6 separate regions of the Mus musculus genome follow, and all the other regions are linked to region 1. Evidence: chromatin loops called from intact Hi-C (ENCODE). Cell type or tissue: left cerebral cortex. All regions are shown on one strand.

Region 1 (4,000 bases):
GTATAGGGAGAGAGGAGGAAGCACACGGTAGTCACAGACAGAGGTCGAGACAACCAGACCAGAGACTAGAAGAAAAGGAGAGGAAGGAGGAAAGAGAAAGAAAAGGCAGTGAATGTTATGAAACGAGAGGAGGGGATTAAGGAGAGAAAAGGTTAATATAGACTCCATCAGAGAAAGGAAGGTAAGACATCAAGTAGATGTAGTTTTCTGATGCAGAAAGCCCAAGACAAAGTGGGGAAGAAGATGGAAGAGGGGAGATGAATTAAGAGAAGAGGCAAAAAGAGCCACAGACAAACCCCAAAGGAACAGGGGATGAGGAAAAGATTAAAAGTGAACTAGATGTTTAGGTGAGAGCAGCACTCGGGAGGCAGAGGCAGGTGTATCTGTGAGTTCGAGGCCAGCCTGATCTACAGAGTGGGTTCCAGGACAGCCAGGGCTACACAGAGAATCCCTGTCTCGTAAAACAAAACAAAAACAAACAAAAAGATAAATACTGCTCATGTTAATTTTTATTCTTTTTTGGAAGTATTCAATATAAAGATTTAAAAATCCGACGCTTAAAAAGATGGTGGTAGTTTTTTCCAAGCGCAAGATTGAAATGATGCATCTGGTAAAAGTCTAGTTTCAATAACAGATATCAGTATATTTATGAACCTAATTACAAACACAGTTGAGAACAAAAGACGATACTCAGTCTTCCTACGTGGCAATTTAGTGATTCTATGTTCTCTAAAACTGAAATGAGTTATTTCTTAAGAACAAAAGAATTGTCATACAAGTAGAAATGTTTAAAGATGCCACAGCAATTGCAAAGCTTGTTAAAATCTCAACTAATGTCAGGTAAAAAGCAAGTGAACTCTCAAAAAAAAAAAAAAAAAACCAAAGACAAAAAAAACCTAAAAAAATTTTTATAAACAAGTCAGTTGCATCCTTGTAGACACACTGTCCCTATCAGCATAACCATGAAGTAAGATTCCAGTTTTGAGGAAAACAAGGGGATGTCAAGTTTTCAGACGGTAAAATTAGAAAATCAGGTAATTCTAAGAATTCGAGTGGGAGTGAACATTTCTTCTCTTTGTAACATGGTATTTCATTATGCCAGCTCACAGCAAAGACAAATTTACATTTTTTCCTAAGTACTTTAAAAATTATCTATGCCTTCCTTAATCAAGGCCACAAATACTAACATGGGTTCTAAGAGTTAAAGAACTCAGTTTCTTCATTTCCAACCAGTATCTCGTTCACATTGTTATTTGCTCCATAATGAAATTTAACAATTGAACAAGCCATGCAGCTGATCTATTTTAAAATGAACTTAAACAAAACATTTCTTTCAACTGACAACTTGTTTTGCTATATATAAAAACAAACCAGCACACAGGTAAACCACTCTATTTACATGCTGTAAGAAATGTTGAAAATCTGAGATATAGGAAGGAATTGGCACTACTGTAGGTATATGACTCTTAACCATCTAAATGCATATATATCTTTGTAAAAATAATATTTTAAATGCCCTAATTTTAGATTTTATTGCATATAATCATTAATAAAAATTATGGTACTAAGTAAACAAAAATAATTTATCTTTTTGATACCTTCTATAAACATAAAAATGAGTTTAGAACCACATACCTTCATTGTACTGTCATCTGCTTCATCATACAGAGTTACTGAAAGCACATTTTCCATAGTGTCTGTACACTGACACTCTGCATTGCTCCTCTACAGAGCTGAACACTCAGATTAGTCAGGCACCAGGAGCAGAATAAAGCACTTACTGAGGACTTAAGAGACAATAGAAATCAACAGCTGCTGGTTGTGATGTCAGTGATTCTCTAGCCAGTCACCACCCAGAATATCTGGAATGCATCAGAAGCTATCTTGAGCTCTTCATTAGTAAGTCAGAAGCAATGATGTAAGAGCTAACAATCTGACTATGCAAAGACTGCCAGGATTTGGGAGGTTTCTTGCTAAAAATTACTTTTTTGCACCATGACACCTGATCCGATCATATTGCAAAAAAGATAAAATGATCATATTTCCTAAAGAATAAAGTAAGGAATCTGATATTGTTAATATATATAATTTGGAGGGGTTGGTTTTGTTTTTTCAAAACAGGGTCTCACTATGTACCTCTGCCTGCCCTTGAACTCCAAAGAATCTGCTTGACTCAGGCTCCTGAGTACTAAGATTAAAGGTGTGCACTACCACACCACTTACAATATATATAAGTTTTAATATATATAATATATATAAGTTTTAAGTGACTCTTTAGTATCACTAAAACACACACACACACACACACTCCAAAAGCTGACATCTCATGACACTTTTAGTATCTTTAAACTGACTTTTTGTCACAGGAAAAGATAATACATTTAGGGGGCAATTCCTTGTTGCTTAATGTGTTTTTGCTAAAACAAAGCATCTGCATATTTAGGAAGAAGCATTACTTCTTCACACCAATAGATGGAGACAGTGACAGAACTATGACAAAGGATATCTCAGCTTGCTGTCAGATGCTGTCTACCTTAGCCCAAGGATGACTTAAGTAAGACAAGGAATCAAATGAAAAGAAACTCATTAAGCATGAAAAGAAAAACAAAATAAAGATTAGTCTCACCTTTTGGATAATACACTGAGTAACTGAAAAGTCTTTATTCTATTTATCTTAGTTTCCTCTTCTGTTAAACAAAGATTCTATTTCCACAAGAATGCAGAAATGCTCTAAGGACAATGCTCACATATTACCTGCACTAACTGAAGGAAAAAAATACATGTACCACTAACTAGAAATCAAACTTGTCTTGTACAAAGTATACAATTCTATAGTTTCTGAGATCAGCAGGGCTCTTTAGAGCAGTACGGCAAGCACCAAGACAAAAGCTACAGACATTATAATATACTTATTTTCCTTAAAGTATTCCTTTCTAACGCCCCTTTCCCCAAAACAGGCTCTGGCTCAGCTTCACAGATTTATATATACTTTTTTCTGACTATAGAACAAAAGATAATCTTGACAATGCATGATAAAGGTAAGAGAACAGAAAGGAAGCTTTCTAAATTGGTTTAACAGTGATAGGATAACAAAGTCAACTTAGGTAATTACTGCTACAGCAGTGAAAATAAGGTTCTGTGTGACGCTTGAAATGTAAAGACTGAATGGGGACTGTTTATTACTGGACTTTGCTTCTCTCCCTCCAGTGCTATGGAGTCCACCTTAAGTCAGCTGCTAAACAAGCACTGTGTGCTACTGGGGTTCACTACCAACAGCTTGCTTACCCTTTTTTCAAATTAAAGGGAAGCCTTTAGTTGATAAAGCTATCTGAAAATGTTTTAATTATGATTTCTCACTAATTTAGAATTTATAAGACCTAAGTATTTCCAAATCTTAAAAAGAAAGATTATCATTTGAAGCATGGAAATACTCATTTCAGTTTTTGCCATAAGTGTCTTGCTTCATTTTATTATGTATGTCAGCATGTCCATCTGCTACATAACAAGTTCTTGTTGCCATTTTGAAGTAAAGCTGCCTTGAAATTATGCTTGCCACTTAGCAAAGATTTCATCTGAGAAAAAAATCACTTGTACCTTTTGTTAGAAGTAGTGACTATTTCTGGTGTGTGTGTGGGGGGGGGGAGATGAGCTGGGATGGTTGCTTTGGGGGAACTTAGGCTAGCATTTAATTTTTATATCTTTAGAACAGCTAAACAGAAAGAACATACATGCTACAGGATGGTACAATGAAGATATGAGAACTAGGAAGAAACTGCAGATATCTAGTGCGAAATTCTTCAAGATACGCTATGACTTGTTTTTGTCTTCTGATGTAATAGTTATATATGCTGTATTAATCTCCAAATACATAATAATCACACAATTTAGATTATTGGTCATTCTCTAGCTAAAAAGCTAGCCTAAACTCTTAAGAATGTAAATCTGAGGGGGTTGGACAGGTAGCTTAGCTGTTAAGAGCACTCTCTTAACAGAGATCCTG
Region 2 (4,000 bases), 200 kb after region 1:
AATGTGCCCCAATACCAGCGCCTTCTTGAGTGTGTGTGTACGTGTCTGTGTGTCTGTGTGCATATATATATATATATATATATATATATATACACATATGTAACCAATACCCCTTAATCAATATAACTTAACTTCCTACTTTCATGAATGGAAAGAATAATGAAGATAATTTTCCAAAGTGGATCTCCTCCTGTGCTGAGGCTCGTTTACACAGTTTTCACAGCCTGAAGTCCTTTTCCTTTTGAGACAATCTCTATTACAGACTAGTCAGAAACTGAGGCTATAAGCACGCTTTTCCATACCATAGCTCTGGCCATTGCTAAAAGTCCCTACCAGCTTCTAGAACAATGGGTGTGTGAGCCTTCTAATTTCCACAGTTTAGGTCTGAAATACTCTTTCATCACTTTGCTTAACCCAGGGCATCTCAAAGTCTCAGGAGCCCTGGAGCCTGTTCCTTTCTGTGCTGTCACCCCGGTGTGGGACTCAGAACACCATCCTGGGCCAAGAGCAGCCACGGAGGACTCGCACATACCCGCTGAGCATTCACAAACAGCTTGTGGATGATGCGGCCAGCATGTCCTCTTCCTGCCCCAGTGACTGATACCTCAGGCTGCTCCAGCAGGCAGCTGACAAACCTAGAGGAGGAAGCAGGAAGGGTCAAGCTGCTTGTTCTTCAGGGAGCCTCATTGGCAACTCCTCCTAAGCCCACCCATGGACAAGTGAGAGTGACAGAATTGCCTGGAAAGAACTTGGCACAGCTCTGATCCTAGAACTCAGGACTTCGCTGTCTATCATTACAGGGCAGAATATTTCATTTTGTTCTTTTGTTGCTGGGTTTGCCTTGGCTAACCTGAACAGCTACTATGTATTCTGGGCTATTCAAAGTTACCTCTTGTTTTAGCCCTGCAAGTACTGGGATTAAAGCCACCATGCCACCCTCTGTCTGCAGCAGGCCCTCCTGTGGACACAGCAGGGCACAAGCAACAGTACCTTTCCAGACCTTCCTTTTCCTCCTCGTGCTCACACTTCTCAGTTCCAAATTTGGCCTTCAGGGACCGGGCTCGGGCTATTATAGCTTCCACAGTAGTAATCTGAAGGATGATTTCCTGGAGCAGAAAGGGAGACAGAGATGAGGAGCCTTTTAGCCTTTTTAGAAGCCAATGAGATGGCTCAGCAGGGACAGGTCCTTGTCACCAAGTCTTACATCCTGAGTCTGTCCTCTGACCTCTAAATATCCCATGACATGCATGCATACCAACATCACTATCCAATAAATGAGTGTAAAAAGAAAATGTAAAACATAAAAAAAAAAAAAATTCAAGTAATTACTGCCAGGTGGGGAAAACTCTTGGCAAGACCGTGACAAAACATACACTTACTTCCAGTTTCTTGTCCTCAGGATTGGGGAAATGCAGAACTTTGCTGGAATGGGCTATGATCTGCTTTATAATCTTCTTAACAGAAGGAATGTTTTCCAGACTTTCTATTTATATTAAAAAAAAAAAGAAAGAAAGAAATTCAAAGCCATAGTTAAAAATGAAACCAAAAACCCTTCTTTGGCAATGGGCGTAGGGACTGACAACTGAGACATTTACCTTCTTCCTTTACCTTGAGAACAGCTGCATGAATCACACAAGGCAGGAGGTGCCTGGCTAGGTCTGCAGGCTTCTGCATGGCCAGGTAGTGCAGGACCTGAGGGAGACACAGGGGACCCAGAAATACTGCAGGGCGGCCTTCCTGGGGCACAGAGGCCTGACCTCAGCTCACTCTTGCCTCTTTCCCAGCTAAGCAGCAGCTATGGCAGAGGCAAGCATGTAGGAACTGTAAGAACTACTTTCTCAAGCTTTCCAAGTCTTTATGTTACACGTACAAAGGAGGAGCATGCAGAGAACGAGGATGATCTGTGAGCCACAACACCAACATGGCAGTTAACAGCAGCGTGTTGTCAATCTAGGATTTCTTTTTTAGGGCATTAGATAGAGCCACTAATAATAAATGTGTAAGTGTTATTTTGTTACTTGATTTTCTCAGTACTTCTAAAGATTGTTAGCGATCTTCTACAATCTGTAATTTCTTTGTCATTACACAGTAGATTTACTGGTCACTTCCTCGTACCTTTTCAGCCTCTCGGGTGTCATCAAACAGTCTCCTCTGACGTCGTGCTGGCACAGGCTTAGCAGTCTCCCAGGCTTCTACCCACATGTTGCTGGGGATCTTCATACGGGCACTCAGCTCCCCCTTCAGGACCACATTGCCCTTCTCGTCAGTCACCTCCTCCTCAATGTAGTCCCTTGGTGAGTACCACCTCACGAAATCTTCCAGAAAGCAGCCTGGATTAGCTGCCTAACACACAAAAAAAACAACAAAACAAAACCCAGCATTTTCAGACAAGCCTAGTGCAAAGTTATATTCACACTTAAAGTTTGAAAGTCACATTTAAAATAGGAGGTGTTAAAGCACCAAAAATGTTCCTCAATTTTACAGAAAAACCAAAAACCAAAAAAGCACCATTTTTATGTGATGACTTTGTACAAACTGTAGTATTAATTACTCAGTACTGAACAAAGTAGTGAATAAATGAAGTGTAGAGAGTTAAATAATGCACAGCACAGCCAGAGTAACACATGACCGAGACTCTATACTTGGTGGTTAGGCAATAGCAGCACTGGTATAAATATCAGCTAGCCTCCCTCACTCATGTTCTAGTCAGCAACCAAACTCTAAGGCTTCACACAAAACACCTCCATCTAAACTACGTCTATGCTATTAAGGAGCTGAAATCCCACTATTATTGTTCAGGTGGCTAAAAGCAAGCATTCATGCTCCAGTTATAGCACAACTACCTAGAATAATGACATATGCCAAAAACGTTCCAACAATTCTACTTTCAAACCTAGACGATAAAGCCGCCTCACACTGCTTGTGGAGAGCTATTATTAGCAGAGTACATAAGGATGGGCATGTAGCACTGTTGGTGAGAATAGTCTGTTTCAAATGTGATGGCTAAACTCATGGGGCTTAGGGTCACCATTCTTAACCCAGAGAGACCCTAACGAACCAGAGGAAGTTCTTCACTAACTGTAGAACCCGTTTGTTGTTGTTTCATTTTGTTTTTCCTGAGTGCTGAGAATTGAACCTGGGTCCTCTAGAAGAACAGCCAGTGCTCTTAACTGCTAAGCCATCTCTCCAGCCCCATAGGATCCATTCTTGTAAGGCTGTGCCATGGTTTGTGACAGTGCCTAGGATTTATGAGCAAAGGTCTGGATCCTACCCAGGCAGCACACCAGCTCATCTGTAAAGGCAGTAAGCTTGACAGTTTTCAATATTCAGCTCCTATGTTACAGACTAGTGAGTATTTTGTACTAGAGCCCTCCCCTGCCCTAAGTTCTTAGTAACATACCAGGCAGGACAGACACCTCAGCCATGACTTGTCCTCTTTTTACTGTTAAAGGATTTATTATAACGGATGGCCCAGAATAAGCCCCTATGATGTATGGGTGTCTCAGGCATACATCCATGCCCAACTCTGGGATCTCTAAGCAGTTCTAATAGTAAATTGTTCCTACAGAAAGGGAAAGGCAACTCATATGTTTAGAATAACTACTTACTTTTAAAAGTATCTATCTTTCATAGTTGTATTCCTAAGAGCCACCTTATACATGTACCTCTATTTTCTGGTTTAAAAAGTTATTATAAATTTGTAAGTGCCCAGCTCAGTCCAAAAGAATTTAATGAGCAGCAGTTTTGGTAGTGCACAATGTTAAAAGACTGCAAGCACCGTTTGCAGTCTCTTGTGTGCACGTCTGCAGAGCCTGCTGTGGAGCACACCCTGACTAGGAAGGCAGCTGATGGCAGGAGAACTGTAGTGGAAGTTGTCCACACCTGCTGACCCCCTTCTTTTTGGTTTTCTCCACAGGTCCTGAGTTCAATTCCCAGCAACCTCACAGTGGCTCACAACCATTTGTAATAGGATCCTCTTTTGGTGTGTCTGGAGACAGGG
Region 3 (4,000 bases), 310 kb after region 1:
AGTTTACCCTTGGAAGGTCAGCATTCACCCTGCCAACAAACTAGTATGTTGAGTCACCACCTTAACGTTTAGATTTTAAAAAGTGTGTATGTGTTCACACATGTGTGTATACATGTGCAAGCCAACCTTGGCTGCTGTTGCTCTAAAGCCAACCTATCACGGCTGGCTGACCCCAGGTAACCACACGTGCGTCTGCTTCCCAGGGCTGGTGTTACAAATGTGTGCCCCAACACCAAGCTTTTAAATGCGGATTGCGCTTACTGAACTCAGTTGCTCATGCCTGTGTGGCAAGTGTTTGACTGAGCATCTCCCCAGAACCTCTCTGAGCTCTCAGTCTGTGATCTTACAGGACTTTGACCTTGAAGATGACTTCAGCCCGTTCATATTGGCTAGGGAAGGAGCAGCTCCCAGGGGTGAAAACTGGCCACGAAGGACAGAAGGTATATCAACTTGTCCCTAAAGATAGCACTGTTGCTTTGGGGTTCTCTGGCAATTTCAGAAGTATGTGGTGAAATTTTGAAAACAACTTGCAAAGGGAAAGAACAGAAGCTGGAGAGACAGCCACTGGTAAAGTGCTTGCTTTACAAAGATAAGGCCCTGAGTTTGTTCTCCAGAGCCCACATAAAAAATGCCTGATGCCCCGGCCTACCTAGTGAGTGTCAGGCCAGGGAGAGACCCTGTTCCCCAAAGACAAAAACAAAACTTACAAACAAGAAATCAAGATGGACAGTGCCTGAGGGATGACACTGGCATCATGTGTATGTTCGTATACATAAACACACACATTCAGAAGGAGAGGGAGAGGAGGGCAGGGGGAAGGGATCAAGGAGGAGAGGGGAGAGGGAGGGAAGGAGGGCGGGAGAGAGGGAGGGAAAGAGAAAGAGGAGAGAGGAGAGAGGAGAGAGGAGAGAGGAGAGAGGAGAGAGGAGAGAGGAGAGAGGAAAGAGGAGAGAGAGAGAGAATATGACTAAAAAACCCTCCATCTTTCTGTTATATCCTTTATCTGGATCAGGCTTGGCCTGCTGCCCCTCCCTGGACGGCCACCTGCTCCTGCTCTCTGTGGTTACATAGTTACTGTTCCAGCCCAGCCCCAGTCTCATGCTTTCCATTTCCCATCATTCCTTTCCTCTACCTCTGTGCCCCGTTGCACTGTGCCAAGCAGCCTCCAGCCTTCCTTAGTCTTAGTCACTGCCTTTCTCCAGGCTGAGTACAGAGCATAACTTGGTAACAGTTAAAATAATGATCATCATTGATCCTGGAAAAACTGATGAAAACAAACGACCCCTGCCCCCCTCTGGAAGAGTCCTGTGCTCAAACTGCCTCTGACTTTCATAAACTTTAAAGCCAGGTCCTCAGAAAGCCCAACAGTGTCTCAAGTTGCCTGGGGGGGGGGGAGGGCGGGGCGGGGGGCTCTTAAGGTTTTAAACCTTAATAATTCAAAGAAACAATGATCTTTTTGACAGAATTTCTCTTTGTAGCTGATGGATTTCAGTTAATATAGGTTCTCTGGGAGGCAGGTGCTGTCTGTTATATTCAAGGGGAACTTTTTATCTCCAAACAGGACACTGATCAGTCAAAGACTCTCCTCTCCATCTGGAAGATTACATTTTAGTTATTTTTTTCTACATGTATATATGTGCGTGGATATACACATACCTCAGCCTATATACACAAGTCAAAGGATAATGTGCCAGTCGGTCCTTTCCTTCCACCATGTGGGTCCTGAACACTAAACTCAGCTAATGGGGCGTGTGTCAGACTCCTCACTAAGCAAACCTACCCTGTATCTGGAAATTAACATAAAACCAACCTTTCGATATTATGACTTCAAACTGTCATCCCAAAGCTCACACTCAAGAACAGTGCACTCAAGTCTCTCTCTCTCTCTCTCTCTCTCTCTCTCTCTCTCACACACACACACACACACACACACTTTCAGGATATTTTAGCCAAGTATATAATTTTGTGGTGGGCCACACTCACCACCATCCTTAGCTGGAGGTGGCACATACTTGGCACAACATGGACGTGCTGGAGAAATTGGCCAAGCCCCACCCCCTAACTAACATTTATTCTATGACCCTTAGGAGTAGACTTATCTAAATAGATTAAAGCATTTCATCCATTAGGAGTTCACTCCTTTCTTTCTTCATCTACTCTTGTCATGACTTTCTACAGGTGTGGAGATTATTGTGACGTTTCCACCGGATCCTCTCCAAGAAGCAAGCCAAGAAGACTTGAAAGAAAGCAAGTAAGGAATATCCTCCAAGGTACTGGGCTGTAATTTAAGTAGAAAAGATGGCAGTTGTGTGGCAATGAATGCGATGAAGAGGGGCTGGACAATAAATAGACATTTCAGGTGTGTGGGCCATATGACGTCTGTTGCAGTGATGGAGCTCAGCCGGAAAGAACACTTGCTGGCAAGCATGAGGATCAGAGCTCAAATCTCCAGTATCTATGTAAAATGCTTGGAATAGATATGTGTATGCCTATAACCCCAGCACTGTGGGGAGGTAGAGACAGGAGGATTACTGGGACTTGCTGGCTGTCAGCCTAGCTTCAGGTTTAGTGAAACACCTTGTCTCAAAGAAATCTTCTAACCAGTGTGGGACACCCAATGCCCTCCACTGGCTTCCATTTCAATGCACATAGGCAAATGTACCTGCACACAGAGGAGTAGCCCCCCAACACACATGTGCGAGCACACATAGACACAGAGAGAGAGAGAGACAGAGACAGAGACTGAAGGTCTGATTTGGCTTCAGGGCTATAGCATACCTACATTGTTCTGGAAAAATGCTATTCTGTAGCCCATGACCAGTACAAGACAATGTTAGTACAGACCATGAGGGTGAGCATTAGTAATTTGATAGTACAATCTCACATCCACTGATCAGTTGATGCAAAAACAGTTTTTGACTCTTGGCATTCTACTCTAGTTTTCATTACATTTGTCAAAAAGTATCACTCCGCAATGACTTGGAAGGTTGTAAGATGGCTTCTTCTGGCACTAGAATTCAAAAGTCAGAGACAGGAAGATGACTACAAGCTTAAGGTCAGCCTGGTTTACATATCTTGTTCTAGGGCAGGCGGCACTCTTGGGAAATCTCTTTCCCCAATGAGATGTAAAAAGTGTCTACCCCTCCTTATAAGGTCCCAAAGACAAACTAAAGCATGGCTCTACCAGAGGTCACTTAGAGAGCATCGGGGAGGGGCTTATGGGAGCATGGAAACCCCAAAGCAGCCACATTGGAAAGTCTTCAACCAGTACCGATGTTGGCTTCCCCAGAGTCAGGTATGGAGTCTTTGTCAATTAACCTTCCTTATCGTTTATACCCTAATACCTCCTGAGGTCCCATGCAATTAGGACAGAATTGTGTACAGTTGGTTGGCAGGACTAGCTAGAATCTCAGGTGAGGTTCCACGACCCTCCTAGTAAACTGGCTAGTGATAGATCTCCTACCAGCAGGAATAGTCAGCCTGATGGAAATGGTGGCTGTTTTGTTTGGAAGATTAACTATACAAAAGCAAGGCTCTGTCTTTCTCAAAGAACTAAACGATGGAGTTGGGGGTGCAGCCCAGCAGGCAGAGGGCTTTCTTAGCATACATGAAGCCCTGAGTTTGATCCTCAGTGCTTCATAAACCGGATATGGTGGTGCATGCCTGTAATCCTAACACTTGGGTGGTAGAGGCAGGAGGCTTCCAAGTTCAATGCCATCCTTGGCTACATAGCTAGTTTGGGACTAGCTTGTATTATATAAGACTCTGTTTCAAAAAATAAATAATAAAAATAAGGTAATAAAAGTAGCTAATGAAAATAGAAACCAGTTTCCCATTGCAGACAATTTGAGAGTACTGGCCTGGCTAATTAATTCGTTTTGTCTGACTCTCCTGTTCCCACGAACGGGGACTAAGAAAGGATCACTGACTAGGACTGAATCCAGAAGGCAGAGCTGGCAGGAGCAGGCCAGGACAAGCAGGGGGACTTCTCCTGGTAGGA
Region 4 (4,000 bases), 62 kb after region 1:
CACCATTGTTATTCCTAGGAAATTAAGATACTTGGTTGTTATAAATTGACTTTCTGTTCTAATTTTTTCTGTTCTCACTATTGCGAAGCTTTATGTGGTATCTTTTCTTTGTTCTTGACCGCTGTGTGATACTGTACATTCACTTTATTTTTATATACATGTTATACCGGTAGTAGTATCGTTTTAAAGAATCATATTTATATATTTATTGGGTTTATGTGTATACATGCCACTGTCCAGGTCAGGGGACAACTTTGGGGACTTTTGTTTTCCCCTTCTACCATGTGGCGTCTTTGGAATCAAACTAAGGTCGTCAGGCTTGGCAGCCAGTGACTTTACTCAGGCACCTGGCCAGCTCCCAGTGTTATCTTTGTCCCATTCCTTACCTCATTGCCTCTCTTTACATCTGTGTTGGCCCTTTCTTCAGTTCCTTTCTATCTGCTACCTCTTTTATCTCTGTATTTTGCTTTTTATGTGTGTGTGTAGATGTGCTTCTATGTTTATGTTTGTATACATTTCACATGCACACATGTGTGTGCTTACCTTCACTCTAGTTTACTCCCTTTTACTACTCTCTGTCCAGGGGTGGGGGGAACTATTATGTTTGTGAAAGCAAAGCCACTCATTTTGTGTTGCTCACACTTGGGAAGGCTGTATTCTTTACAAAGAACAGTTGCCATCACACCATGCTTTGGGGAGCGTGGATAAACAAAAAGGTTTGAGGATTGGCTGGGTTTCTGTGTCCAGCTCAGGGATTAGCTGACTAATGTCAAAGAACAGCCAGTCCTTTCCTTTCCTGCAATTAGAGAACAGGAATATTGTGAACTTTGCTCTTAGTTTCAGCAGTATATTTTTAAATTCTTAGCAAATCCAGTTCAAGTCTGTGGTATCTTGTTTTATGTTGTGTTTTAGTTCTGCCTTTATTTCTGTATTTGTTTATATACTTGAAGGCTATTTTATTTTCTAGTGTTCTAGTTTCTTTTCTGTTGCTGTGATAAAACAGTTTGGCTAAAAGTAACTTACAGGAGGAAAGTGTTTATTTGAATTACACTTCCAGATCAAAGACTTCATTGAAAGAAGGAAGTCAAAGCAGAAACTTGAAGTGAAAACCATGAAAGCATTCTGCTTGCTAGCTGCCTCAGAGGCTCATACTTTTCCATTCAGCCTAGGACCACCTGCTCAGGGGATGGTGCCACCCACAGTTGGCTGGGCTCTCTCCTACCTAATTAATAATCACGATACACACATGTGAGTTAATTTAATTGTGTGTGTGTTTGTGTGTGTGCGCACACACACGTGATAAAGCTCTGATAGGTTTTGTAACCATTGAATATGTCCATCAATCACATTACACCTGCTCCTAATCAACTCATCTCCTAAATTTGCCAACACTGCTCACCACAGTGCTTTTCTTTTTAATTTCTTTTTTTAATTTAATTTTTGTCTAGTGTATATAATGTTTTGAACAAGATTAGCCCTCATTAAAAAAAAAAAGATTAGCCCTCATAAGCTAATTTTTTTGTTTTGTTTTCTTTTGTTTTGTTTTTCGAGACAGGGTTTCTCTGTATAGCCCTGGCTGCCCTGGAACTCACTTTGTAGACCAGGCTGACCTCAAACACAGAAATCCTCCTGCCTCTGCCTCCCGAGTGCTGGGATTAAAGGCGTGCACCATCACGCCTGGCTATAAGCTAATATTTTTGAAGGCTTGGTTAGGAAGCATTGGGGGATATGGCCTTGTTGGAGGCAAGGTGTCAGCCAGGGGAGGGAGTAGGGTAGAGGTTAAAGTTCAAAAGCCCATGCCAGGCCCAGCTTCTCTCTGTCTCTATTTCTATTTCTATGTGTGCGTCTTTGTGCACACACACTCTGGTGGGAGCTATTGTCTCCTTGCCTTCAAGCTTTCCACCATGGTGATCATGAAGGAACCCTTGATGAAACTGTAAGGAAGCCCCCAATTAAATGCTTCCTTTTTCAGTTTGGTCCTGGCGTCTCTTCTCAGCGTTAGTAAGACAGCTCACTAGCTTTCCCTTCAGAGTGAGCCGTGTTTCTTTGTCAGTTCCCATCTTGGCAGCCTTGGTAAGCCTTATGTATCTCTTTTTCTTGATCTGCTATTGCCTCACATTTTCTTTTTTTCTGTAAATTGCAGCTGATTTATTTATGTCTTTTGCTTGGAGCAGTGTCTTCTGTAGTTCTGACTGGCCCAAATATACTTTGTAGTTGTGGATGACCTTTTTTTCCCCTTAAACTGATTTTCTTTCTTTCTTTCTATCTATCTATCTATCTATGTAATGCATGTGGGTACACTGTCACTGTCTTCAGACACACCAGAAGAGGGCATTGGAGATGATTGTGAGCCACCATGTGGTTGAACTCAGGACCTCTGGAAGAGAAGTCAGTGCTCTTAACCGCTGAGCCATCTCTCCAGCTCTCCAGCCCTGTGGATGACCTTAAATGCTGATCCTAGTGTCTTGGCTTCCTAAATCCTGAGATTATAGGAATTTATGATTCAACTGTCTGTAAGGCCTCTAAGTTGACCACACCCATCATTTTCCAGGAAAAAGAAACCAAGACACATTTTCTAATTGATATACTGGCTCTGGGCATATTTGGGAAGTTAGAAAATTCCTTATGGAAAAAAATTGCTAATATACAGTTATCAAGTAGCAGATGGAAGGTTGCCACATCCAAAGTATGCAGTATGTCTTGGTTTCTTTTTCCTCGAAAATGCTTGGTTTGACCAATGTCAGGATTTGGGAAGTCAAGGCAGTAGGATTAGAGTTTAAGGTCATCTATAATACATAATAATATATAAATAACACATATTCAAATATGTAACTGATTGAAAAACTAATGGTCAGTCCTGCCTAGCTATTGGCTAACATTCTGACTTCATGTTGCTCTGTTCTGCTCCCAGGTACTTACTCTGTAAGATTCTGACCCTATTAAATGTGCTAACATGACCCGCTTGCCCTTTCCTGTGAGGAGGTTACACTCCTGCTCCAGGACTCTGCCTTGGATCATGCACAGTTTCTAGCCCACTCCAGTTTCCATTTGGCTTTGCCTTAGTAGCTGCACTGGAACAAGCACCAGGAAGTTGGACTGGACTTCATTTCAATTATGTGAGTTTATCTGTGACCTCTCTGCTGACTTCTCATTTATTTATCAATTTTGCCAATAGTCTCTGAGCTCCTGTACCTCTCTCTGCTTTATCTCTCTTTGGCTGTAGAGGCAAGTGCTCCTTTATGTATAAATTCATGACAATTTTTTTAAACTAAATCTCACTGGAGGAAGTGGTACACTCCTTTAATCCCAGCACTTGGGAGGCAGAGAGGTAAACTCTCTATGAATTCAAGGCCAGCCAGGTCTGGTCTACATAGTAAGTTCTAGGACAACCAGAACTGAACAGTGAGACTGGTTAAGAGTTCTTGCTACTCTTCCAGAGGACCTGGGTTTGGGTCCCAGTGCCCACATTAATCACAACTGCCTCTGACTCCTGCTCTGGGTATCTAATACCACCCACTGGCACATATACTTACATGCACATACACACACATGGATGCACACATACATAGAATCAAATATAAAATCTTAAACAATAAAGTTATGTTTTGTTACAGTTTACATATTTTCTAAATATATTTTCCTAAATTAATTATTATTTAGCATTAAAATATACTGGAGTGCTTCTTTGAAGCCAAAGAGCTTCGTTACTGACATGATAATAATTTGGTTGTTTATACGTTTTGAAAAATATTAAAATGTTCCAAGTTACCATATTCTTTAAATAACACTGGGTAAAATGTTATCTCTGAAGTGTTGGCTTGTGAGTAGGAGGGAAATTATACATTACTGTGTTATATAAAACTGACTCATGAGTGGGTGAAAGATCCTGAGAATACCAGGACACCCACACTAGAAAAAGCCAATATGTGCTGTTCCTCTTTATACCATGTTCCAACAGTCTGCTTAATGAAATACTGTTCATTAAACAAATCTCAGTAAT
Region 5 (4,000 bases), 310 kb after region 1:
TACAGGCACATGATGGAATGAAGATGCCTTCGCCTCTGCACATATGTGCCCGTGTGCATGCATACACACACCACACACACACACACACACACACACACACACGACTAACAATAGGCTTAATAATGACAATACTGAAGGCAATGGGAGCAAATGGCTGGAAAGGAAATGCATTTTGTATGTGTTTCAGGGAAGAGTATTTCATGAACTAAAAATAAATAAGCTAGTGTAGGAGCCGGGCATGTGGCTCAGCTGATCAAGTTTTACCTAGCATCCACGAAGCTCTGGGTTTGCTTCCCATACTAAGCTGGGCAGGACACACACCTGTAATTGTAACACTCAGGGGGTGGAGGCAGGGGGATTGTAAGTTTAAGGGTATCCGTGGCTACCTAGGGAATTCAAGGTACTAACTACATGTAGGCTGCTCTATGAGACCAGCTCTCAAAAACAAATGAACAAACCTATAACACCCCTTCTGGTAGCTTTAGGCTAAGGTTTTCTGAAATCACTTCACAGCACTATGTATACCACACAGGGAGAATATACTCTGAAACACTTTCCCGCATATCTCCTGCTCCATCTATGAACTCTTCAGCCTACTACTAATAACACCCAGTTCTTGTTTCTTTTGTTATAGAGTTTCCTACCTCTGACATAAGCTACAGTAGCCGAAGAACTGGGGTAAGATCAGTTCCAGCATGTTTGACTTCATTAAACAACAATAAGGGTGGTGGTGGTGCACACTCTAATTTCCAGCACTCTCGAAGCAGAGGCAGACAGATCTCTATGAGTTCGAGACCAGCCTGGTCTATAGAGCTAGTTCCAGGACAGCCATGGCTACACAGAGAAACTCTGTCTCAAAGAAAGAAATAACAAAATCCATAAATCTCAACAACAATGACAAGCTCCCACAAACTTCTCAGTCAAATCTTCAGCAATAATATTGTGGAGAAAATTTAAAAAAGGATGACTACTTTATGGAGAAGCTAAGTATTCATGGGAAAACCATTCCATGTCCTGTGAGGTGCTTCTCTGGGCCATCTCCTGCTCCTGGGTAGTGGGGTGAACAGGTCTCTTCATTTTCTGTCTTCGTTTTTCCTTCATTTTGTCTCTGTTTCTTAATGCGTTTAAGTTTGGGGGACAGGGTCTCACTATGTCACCTAGACTGGCCTTGAACTCACAGAGATCCCCCTGCCTCTGCCTCTCTAGTTCTAGGATTAAGGGTGTGGATTGCTGCTCTACTCACCTCATACCTTTGTCCAAATCCCATGTTACTCTTTGCCGTTCACACCCCACCCTGATGGGGGAGAGTTTTCCTGCTCCTATAAAGCGTTACAGGTAAAGATCCTGGGAAGATACTTGTTACTTGTCAGTTTTCTCAGCTCTCTTGGCCTTCAGTGTCCTAGGAGACATACAAACATCGGTGCATACCTGTGTGTTGGTGCATACCTGTGTGTCAGCACATGTGTGACACCTGTGCACACCTGTGCATCTGCAGTGAGTGACACCTGTGCACTTGTTTCCCAGGCACTGTCCACCTTGCTTTTTGAGACAGGGTCTCTCACTGGCCCGTTACACTAGGCAAGCCAGCTAGCAGACTCCAGGAATCTGTTTTACATCCTCAATACTGGGATTCCAAACTTGTTCCACCACAGCTAGCTTTTTAAATGTGGGCTTTGGGGCTAAACTCAGGTGTTTGTACTTGCAAGGCAAGCAGTCTACTGACTGAGCTGCCTCTTCATTCCTTATTTCCTTTTTTTTTTTTTTTTTTTTTTGAGACAGAGTTTTTCTGTGTAGTCCTCCTGGAACTCACTCTGTAGACCAGGCTGGCCTCAAACTCAGAAATCCGCCTGCCTCTGCCTCCCAAGTGCTGGGATTAAAGGCGTGCGCCACCATGCCCGGCTTATTTCCTATTTTTGAGAAATGGGAAAAAATTCAGACAATAACATTGAGAGAGAAGTATCCTCTAACACTTGAATTTCTAGTATCTGGGGTTTTTGGTTTTTTTTTCTTTCCTGCTTGCACCTAGTTGGCAAGTGAAAATTGAAGTCATAGCTCTCAGTCACTATGCATAATCCATGTCTATAAATAATCCCATATAATTAGGTACAGAGTTTGTGTACATAAGAAAAGGCCACAAAGGAACAAAACCAAAACTAAAAAAACCACTTAAGGACTTTATAGCTTAAGGGCCACAAAGTTGAACGCTATAGTTTGCATTGCACTGCCCTCTAGAGGTTGGTAATAATTAAGAGTAGCTGACTTTGAACTAGAGGGCAAGGAGATTTAACAGTTAGTTATTAAGGAGTTTGGAGAGATGGCTTAGCGCTTAAGAGCACTTGCTACCCTTGAGGACCTGGGTTCAGTTTTTAGTACACATAGGGTAGCTCACAACCATCTGTAACTCCAGTGCCAGGAGATACAACAGACACCTTGGTACACATATATACATGCAGGCAAAACACCCATACGCCATCCACATTAAATAAATCTTTTTTTAAGCTATTGAGGCTTTTCTTGTTTTTCGTTTGTTTGTTTGTTTGTTTGTTTTGAGATTGGCACACAGCTCAGACTGGCCGCAAGCTTGCTGTTGTACCTGAGTATGACCTTGAACTCCTGATCCTTTGACTTCTACCTCCAGAGTCCTTGGATCATAGGCATGCATGCACCATCACAGCCAGTTTGTGGATTTCTGGGGGACTGAATCAAGTGGTTTCTGCATTCTAGGTGAACAGTAGCAACTGTGCGCCTACAAAGCCCTTAGCATTGCTAAGTTTTCAAATTTAAAGCTGTTCCCACCTAAATGACTCAGCAAAACAATGAGTTCATCGGTCCTGGAAGAACCCTTAAGCTACATATAACAACAAGCTTAAAGTGTTCTCAAGAGGGCTTTAACATTTTCATCAGTCCCGTGGAAACTAAAAAGAAAAGAGAGATAAAATACTTCCCATTTTAAAATTTAACATTTAAGCTGGGCATGGTGGCCCACACTTTAATACCATTGCTTGGAATGAAGGAGTAAGTGGATCTCCAAGTTCGAGGTCAGCCTGGTCTACAGAGTGAGTTCTAAGGCAACCAGGACAAACAAAAACCAGCTAGACAGCCAGACAGAAACCCTGCCTTAAAACAAAATAAACAAAAAAGCAAGCAAACAAACTAAATAAATAAACAACCCCACATAACTAATAAGTATAACCATGAGTCTTGACATGTAAATTTTAGCCTTTTTATTTTTTGAACATTTGATAAGTATGGGTGTTTTGTCTGCATGTATGTCTGTGCATCGTGTGCATACAGTGCCCATGGAAGCCAGAAGAGGGTGTCAGATCCCCTGGGACAATTACACACTGTGAGCCATGATGTAGATGCCACCCTAGAAGAGTAACCAGCACTCAGTTAACTTTAGCTTTAAAAAAAGATTTACTTTATTATTCCTAGTTATGTGTATATATGTATGTCTGAGTTTATATGTGCATGCAAATGCCTAAGGACCCCAGAGGTATCAGGTCCCCTGGAGCTGGATTTATAGGTAGCTATGACCCACCCAACATGGGTGCTGGAAACCAAAACTAAGTTCTCTGCAAGAGAAATCTATACTCTTAACATCTGATCTAACACTATAGCACCTAATTATCTTTTAAAGAGTCACTTAATCTTGATTCTGGAAAAGTACGGAGAATGATATTTTAGTTATTTTGTGTTGTTTTTTTCTCCCTATTTTGGGGGCTGGGGATCCAACCTAGGGCTTCATGTATGCTAAGCATACATATACTATACCACTGAGCCAAATAGCTTTGAGATTTTTTAAATATATTTTTAAGTGTGTGTGTGTGTGTATCTGCCTGTCTGTTGTCTGTCTGCCTCTCTTTCTCTCTCTCTCTGTCTGTCTCTGTCTGTCTGTCTGTCTGTCTGTCTGTCTGTCTGTCTGTCTCTCTCTCTCTCTCTCTCTCTCTCTGTGTGTGTGTGTGTGTGTGTATGTGTCTATGTGCATGTAGAAATCACA
Region 6 (4,000 bases), 110 kb after region 1:
CATGGAGGTGTGTTGTCCTGCTTTCCATTTGACTGTGTGAGGTGTCAGGTTGAGATGAGCCAGGTTTTGGTGTTACAATGATGTCTTAGTTCCTGTTCTATTGCTGTGAAGAGGCACCATTACCATAGCAACTTATGGAAGACAACATTTAATTAAGGGCTTGCTTACAGTGACTCATGGTGGGAACAAGGTAGCAGCAGGCAGACCAGCAGGAATGAGCTACAGCAGTAGCTGAAAGCTTACACCTGATCCACCAGCTGGAGGCACAGAGCAAGACTGTGCCTGAGTTTTTGAAATCTCAGGCTCAATGTTTAATTTGTGTGTCTGTCCTACAGTCTGTTTTTTGATTAATATCTGTCATATGAGAGCAGAAGTGTGCACCTCACTTATGAGTATAAATAGTATTTCGAAGAGAAATATTTCATCTCTGTGAAATGTGTGATGGCGTAGGTTGTGTTCTGTTTCCTGCTTGTTAGTCGTTTCAAGATCAACATTGTGCTTCTCAAAGGCGTTTTCTTTCTTTATAATTATGTGGACATCTGAATGTCTGAATAGGTCTGTGCACTTGTGAGCGCAGGTAACCATGGAGGTGAGACCAGGGGAATCAGATCTTCTGGAGCTGAGGTTTGGCCATCCAGCATGGTTCTGGTAGCCAAACTTAGGTCCTCTGTAAGAACCTCATGTATGTGTAAGGGCTGCACCCTCTCTAGCCCTTTGAAGATGTTTTCTTCTACATCCATTTCTGAAGTCTTTCTAATCCTTTATTTCTTTACCTTGAAAGCACTGTGGTTCCATAAGCTTTGATTCAGATCAAGGCATTTCCTGGCATTTTAAGTTAGGCTGTGGGATGCTATATTTTCTTCCACAGTGTTTTTATTCTGGAAAGGTGTCATTTTCACACTATAATTTTAGAGAATGCAAATTATGGATCGTTATTCCATCCTAGACCCATATTTTATATTTAAAATGTCATGCTGCATTCAAAATAAAAGTTAAGTGAAGTGCTCGATCAAGATGTCATTTTGTCTTTAAAAAGTTTATTAAATTCCCGAGTAACAGCCTAAAGAAGCATGCTAATGCAGATGGAATCTGAAGAACGAACGATCTTAGGGCCTAAGTAACCAAACACCACAGACCCCATTTGATTTGAGAGGCACAGAGAAAAGAGATTACTCAAGCAGAGTACCCTTACTCAGAATGCCACATGGTAGTCACTCTAGTGGATTCTATTTAGAGGTAGCTATAAATACAAATAAAATCTGGAGAATGAAGCACAGTGAATAAATTGATCGACAGTAGTTAAGTGAGAGAAGGTATAGAGCCCACTTAGACCCTTGTGCACCTTCTGGGGTTAAATCACTTACCCCAGTTTCTATTTCCTTTTATATTTTTCCACATTTTTCTTGGCAACATGAGAGACTTCAGAAGTGGCACCTTTAATAAATGTTCCAGTGCTTATAAAAGGAAGACTTGTGAATAACCCGGCCAAGCATCGTGTGAGCCAGGTGTGATAGCACAAGCCTTTAATATCAGCACTGGGAAGGCAGAAGCAGGTGGATCTCTGAGTTTGAGGCTATTCTGGTCTGCACAATGAAGTCTAGGCCAGCCAGGGTTACATAGTGAGACACTGTCTTGAACTAAAAACAAAAATATGCTTTGGGAAGACATATCTGTCCTCTCTTACATTGTGCTTAGAACTTAAAAGTGTCCCAAGAAGATCTGGGGAAATTGTGCTTGCGTCTTATGTGTTGTAGGAAATTATTATTATTTAAAATAATGAACTGACAGGTTCCAGCACTATGCCCAGCTACTCTCAGCCCCAGGGGACTAGCTGGCCTTTTCTTATCTGGTGGAGACTCTGGCCCGGAAGGTCCTGAAACTTCTCACCCAGCTCACTTGGTTCCCACTGGCGGGTCGCTACCACGCCAATGCTTCAAATCCCCCACCCCATGGCCTTTGTGGCACACATCAGGCAAATCTACGCACCTTGCTGCGGTACCTTCTCTCTGGAACCCAGTCAAATCACTTCAAGAAGAAAAACACCACACAAACTTAGCTCAGAAACAGTGGTAGCTCAATCTCTGGGCGCTACAACTAAAACCCTCTCTTGTAAGCCCTGTTTAATCTGATTCCTCTAGTGAAACTCTAGCAGCTACATCTTACCCTCATGCTATCCCTGTTCCAAAAGACCTACCTCTCTCCTCCTCCTTCTCTTCCTCTGTCCAACCCAGAAGTCCCACCTATTCGCCCAGTGATTGGCTCCTTTAGTCATTAGGGGATTGGTTCACAAGAACAGCACCAGGCCCCTCTACAACACTTATGTACAGGGCTCTGGGTTCAGTTTTTTGTGTGGGAACACATCAAATTCTATACCAGTTCTACTAAGGAGAATTGGTTGTCTAAATTTTCTTGAGACGGTGAAATGCTACTTGATAGTATATACTCAAGGTGTTATGTCCATTATTAGCATAATCAGGGTCCTGCTCACCTCCATATGTTCTCCAGCACTGCGTCATTTACTGTTCTGCCTCTGGCTAAATACAGGGCTGTCTATTCCTTGAGCACATGGCTCAGTTGTGAAGTAAATAGTTAATATACTGAGCACTCAACGTCTGTTTGAGGAATAGTTAAGTAAGATGTGATATAAATTCTGTATTTGTGTTTGGAAAGACTTCTGATTTTGAATCATTCTATATTGAGTTGGTGTATGAGGTCATTTTATCCCACCTACTGCCTCTAGCTTGTTTTTTTAAATTAATCCATTTGTTCAAAAATTATTTTTAGGAGGCTAGATAGATGGCTTAGTGATTAAAAGTCCTGGATGCTCTCCTAGAGGACCTAGGTTCGATTCCTGGCACCTACATGACAATAAATGACCATCTATGACTTCAGTTGTAGAGGATTCAACATCCTCCTCCGGCCTCTGCAGACAGTAGACATGCTTGTGCTGCACAGACATACATTCAGCCAAAATGTATAAGCCTTCATGCTCTAGGGATCAAAATGATTCAAGCTTTCACTGAATTGTCACGTCTGGCACTAACCAGGTAATTATAGATGACTGTCATGTGAGGATGGGAAGAGGAAAGGCCTGATGGCCGGGTGTACCAATGTGAACCAGTCAAGACAGTCAGAAGCATCCTGTGAGTAAATATATTCCTTTCCTTTTCAGAAAGTGGAAATTCTATATGCTAAAACCAGAACAAGAGAGACCACTGTGCCCTTGAGGAACTAAATATTCAGCTGAATATTCTGAGCTAAACCAAGGTCTCTAGACAAAAACAGTTAGTCAGGAGTTAGATAAAGATAGGGCTAGGTAGGAGTCAAATTACAGTCTTGTTCATCAGAATGTAATAGGAAGACATTGTGGGTGTCTTCCCCTTCTCTGTGTCTTCTGCAGGCATTGGTTTGCAATAATACGTAAGAAAATGTACTATTTTACCATTTTAAGTATATAATTTGGTATCTTTAGATACATTCATATTGTTGTAAAACAAAGCTTTTAATTTCTAGCACATTTGTCACCCTAATCTAAACCTCTATACCCATTCACCAATGTTCTCCACCTCTTTTTTTAGCCTCGGCACTGTAAAGTTATAAAGTGTGGCATGGTCATGTGTGATCAGATTTACAAGTTTCCTTGTTGTTTTCAGGGCTATATTTTTATATGGTCCAAAACTAATAGAAGAGTAAACAAATTCATATTTTTTGAAAAAGAGATTATTATATTAAAAATATTAGCATTTTTGTCCCTTATAATATTGACCATTTTTCTACATAAATGTTTGTTATAGTATATAAATAACTATTTTTTATAGTTGTGTGGTGTATTATTGAGATTGTAGTATGGTTTCAGTGAGGGAGTTTGCATCGAGAAGTGGCATATTATTGGACCTGTACCATAGGTTCTAGAGTGACAGGGCTTGCATCTCAGGACATTTTTTTATGAGAGGCAGTTTATTGTGTCTTTGAACACAATAAGAATTTGAAAGTTTCTGTG

Evidence for each region. Hi-C counts contacts between places; a loop is a spot of excess contacts. Peaks named below come from ENCODE experiments on the same cell type or tissue, not always from the same donor. Only the 100,000 strongest peaks of a DNase experiment are listed, where the experiment ranks them.
Region 2: it touches region 1 in a loop (3-fold over the local background); 18 of 42 quality-filtered maps call a loop at or near these places.
Region 3: it touches region 1 in a loop (3-fold over the local background); 18 of 42 quality-filtered maps call a loop at or near these places.
Region 4: a loop joins it to region 1, with 6 times the contacts of the local background. A loop is called at or near these places in 2 of 42 quality-filtered maps.
Region 5: a loop joins it to region 1, with 8 times the contacts of the local background. A loop is called at or near these places in 18 of 42 quality-filtered maps.
Region 6: a loop joins it to region 1, with 6 times the contacts of the local background. A loop is called at or near these places in 2 of 42 quality-filtered maps.

Annotation. Positions count from the first base shown.
Region 1 is chr1:128,139,728-128,143,727 of GRCm38, reverse strand. The region is part of intron 1 of R3hdm1 (R3H domain containing 1); the gene reads right to left. It also overlaps the pseudogene Gm29383. Among named protein-coding and RNA genes, the nearest start is that of R3hdm1, 38 kb to the right of the region's middle. In left cerebral cortex, a CTCF peak has its summit at 2,466; DNase peaks (open chromatin) are centred at 1,831, 2,466, 2,919, 3,581 and 2 more places; H3K4me3 peaks cover 2,186 bases; H3K27ac peaks cover 3,522 bases.
Region 2 is chr1:127,935,681-127,939,680 of GRCm38, reverse strand. Rab3gap1 (RAB3 GTPase activating protein subunit 1) reads right to left here. Exons shown (of 24, transcript NM_178690.4): 19 at 2,116-2,343; 20 at 1,596-1,692; 21 at 1,380-1,483; 22 at 991-1,106; 23 at 533-635. Among named protein-coding and RNA genes, the nearest start is that of Gm28800, 23 kb to the left of the region's middle. In left cerebral cortex, CTCF peaks have their summits at 951 and 2,241 (motif pointing left); DNase peaks (open chromatin) are centred at 2,223, 2,725, 3,212, 3,902 and 2 more places; H3K27ac peaks cover 3,289 bases.
Region 3 is chr1:127,830,975-127,834,974 of GRCm38, reverse strand. It overlaps Map3k19 (mitogen-activated protein kinase kinase kinase 19), which reads left to right. Exons shown (of 14, transcript NM_011737.2): 7 at 350-440; 8 at 2,179-2,251. Among named protein-coding and RNA genes, the nearest start is that of Map3k19, 22 kb to the left of the region's middle. In left cerebral cortex, no CTCF peak of the experiment used is centred here; no DNase peak of the experiment used is centred here.
Region 4 is chr1:128,077,862-128,081,861 of GRCm38, reverse strand. The region is part of intron 2 of Zranb3 (zinc finger, RAN-binding domain containing 3); the gene reads left to right. Among named protein-coding and RNA genes, the nearest start is that of Zranb3, 23 kb to the left of the region's middle. In left cerebral cortex, a CTCF peak has its summit at 2,343 (motif pointing right); DNase peaks (open chromatin) are centred at 2,026, 2,338, 3,425 and 3,876; H3K27ac peaks cover 3,528 bases.
Region 5 is chr1:127,825,734-127,829,733 of GRCm38, reverse strand. Map3k19 (mitogen-activated protein kinase kinase kinase 19) reads left to right here. Exons shown (of 14, transcript NM_011737.2): 10 at 635-678. Among named protein-coding and RNA genes, the nearest start is that of Map3k19, 27 kb to the left of the region's middle. In left cerebral cortex, CTCF peaks have their summits at 2,232 (motif pointing left) and 3,311 (motif pointing right); DNase peaks (open chromatin) are centred at 2,239 and 2,767.
Region 6 is chr1:128,028,552-128,032,551 of GRCm38, reverse strand. The region is part of intron 6 of Zranb3 (zinc finger, RAN-binding domain containing 3); the gene reads left to right. Among named protein-coding and RNA genes, the nearest start is that of Gm28800, 70 kb to the right of the region's middle. In left cerebral cortex, no CTCF peak of the experiment used is centred here; DNase peaks (open chromatin) are centred at 253, 850, 1,503 and 3,088; H3K27ac peaks cover 3,445 bases.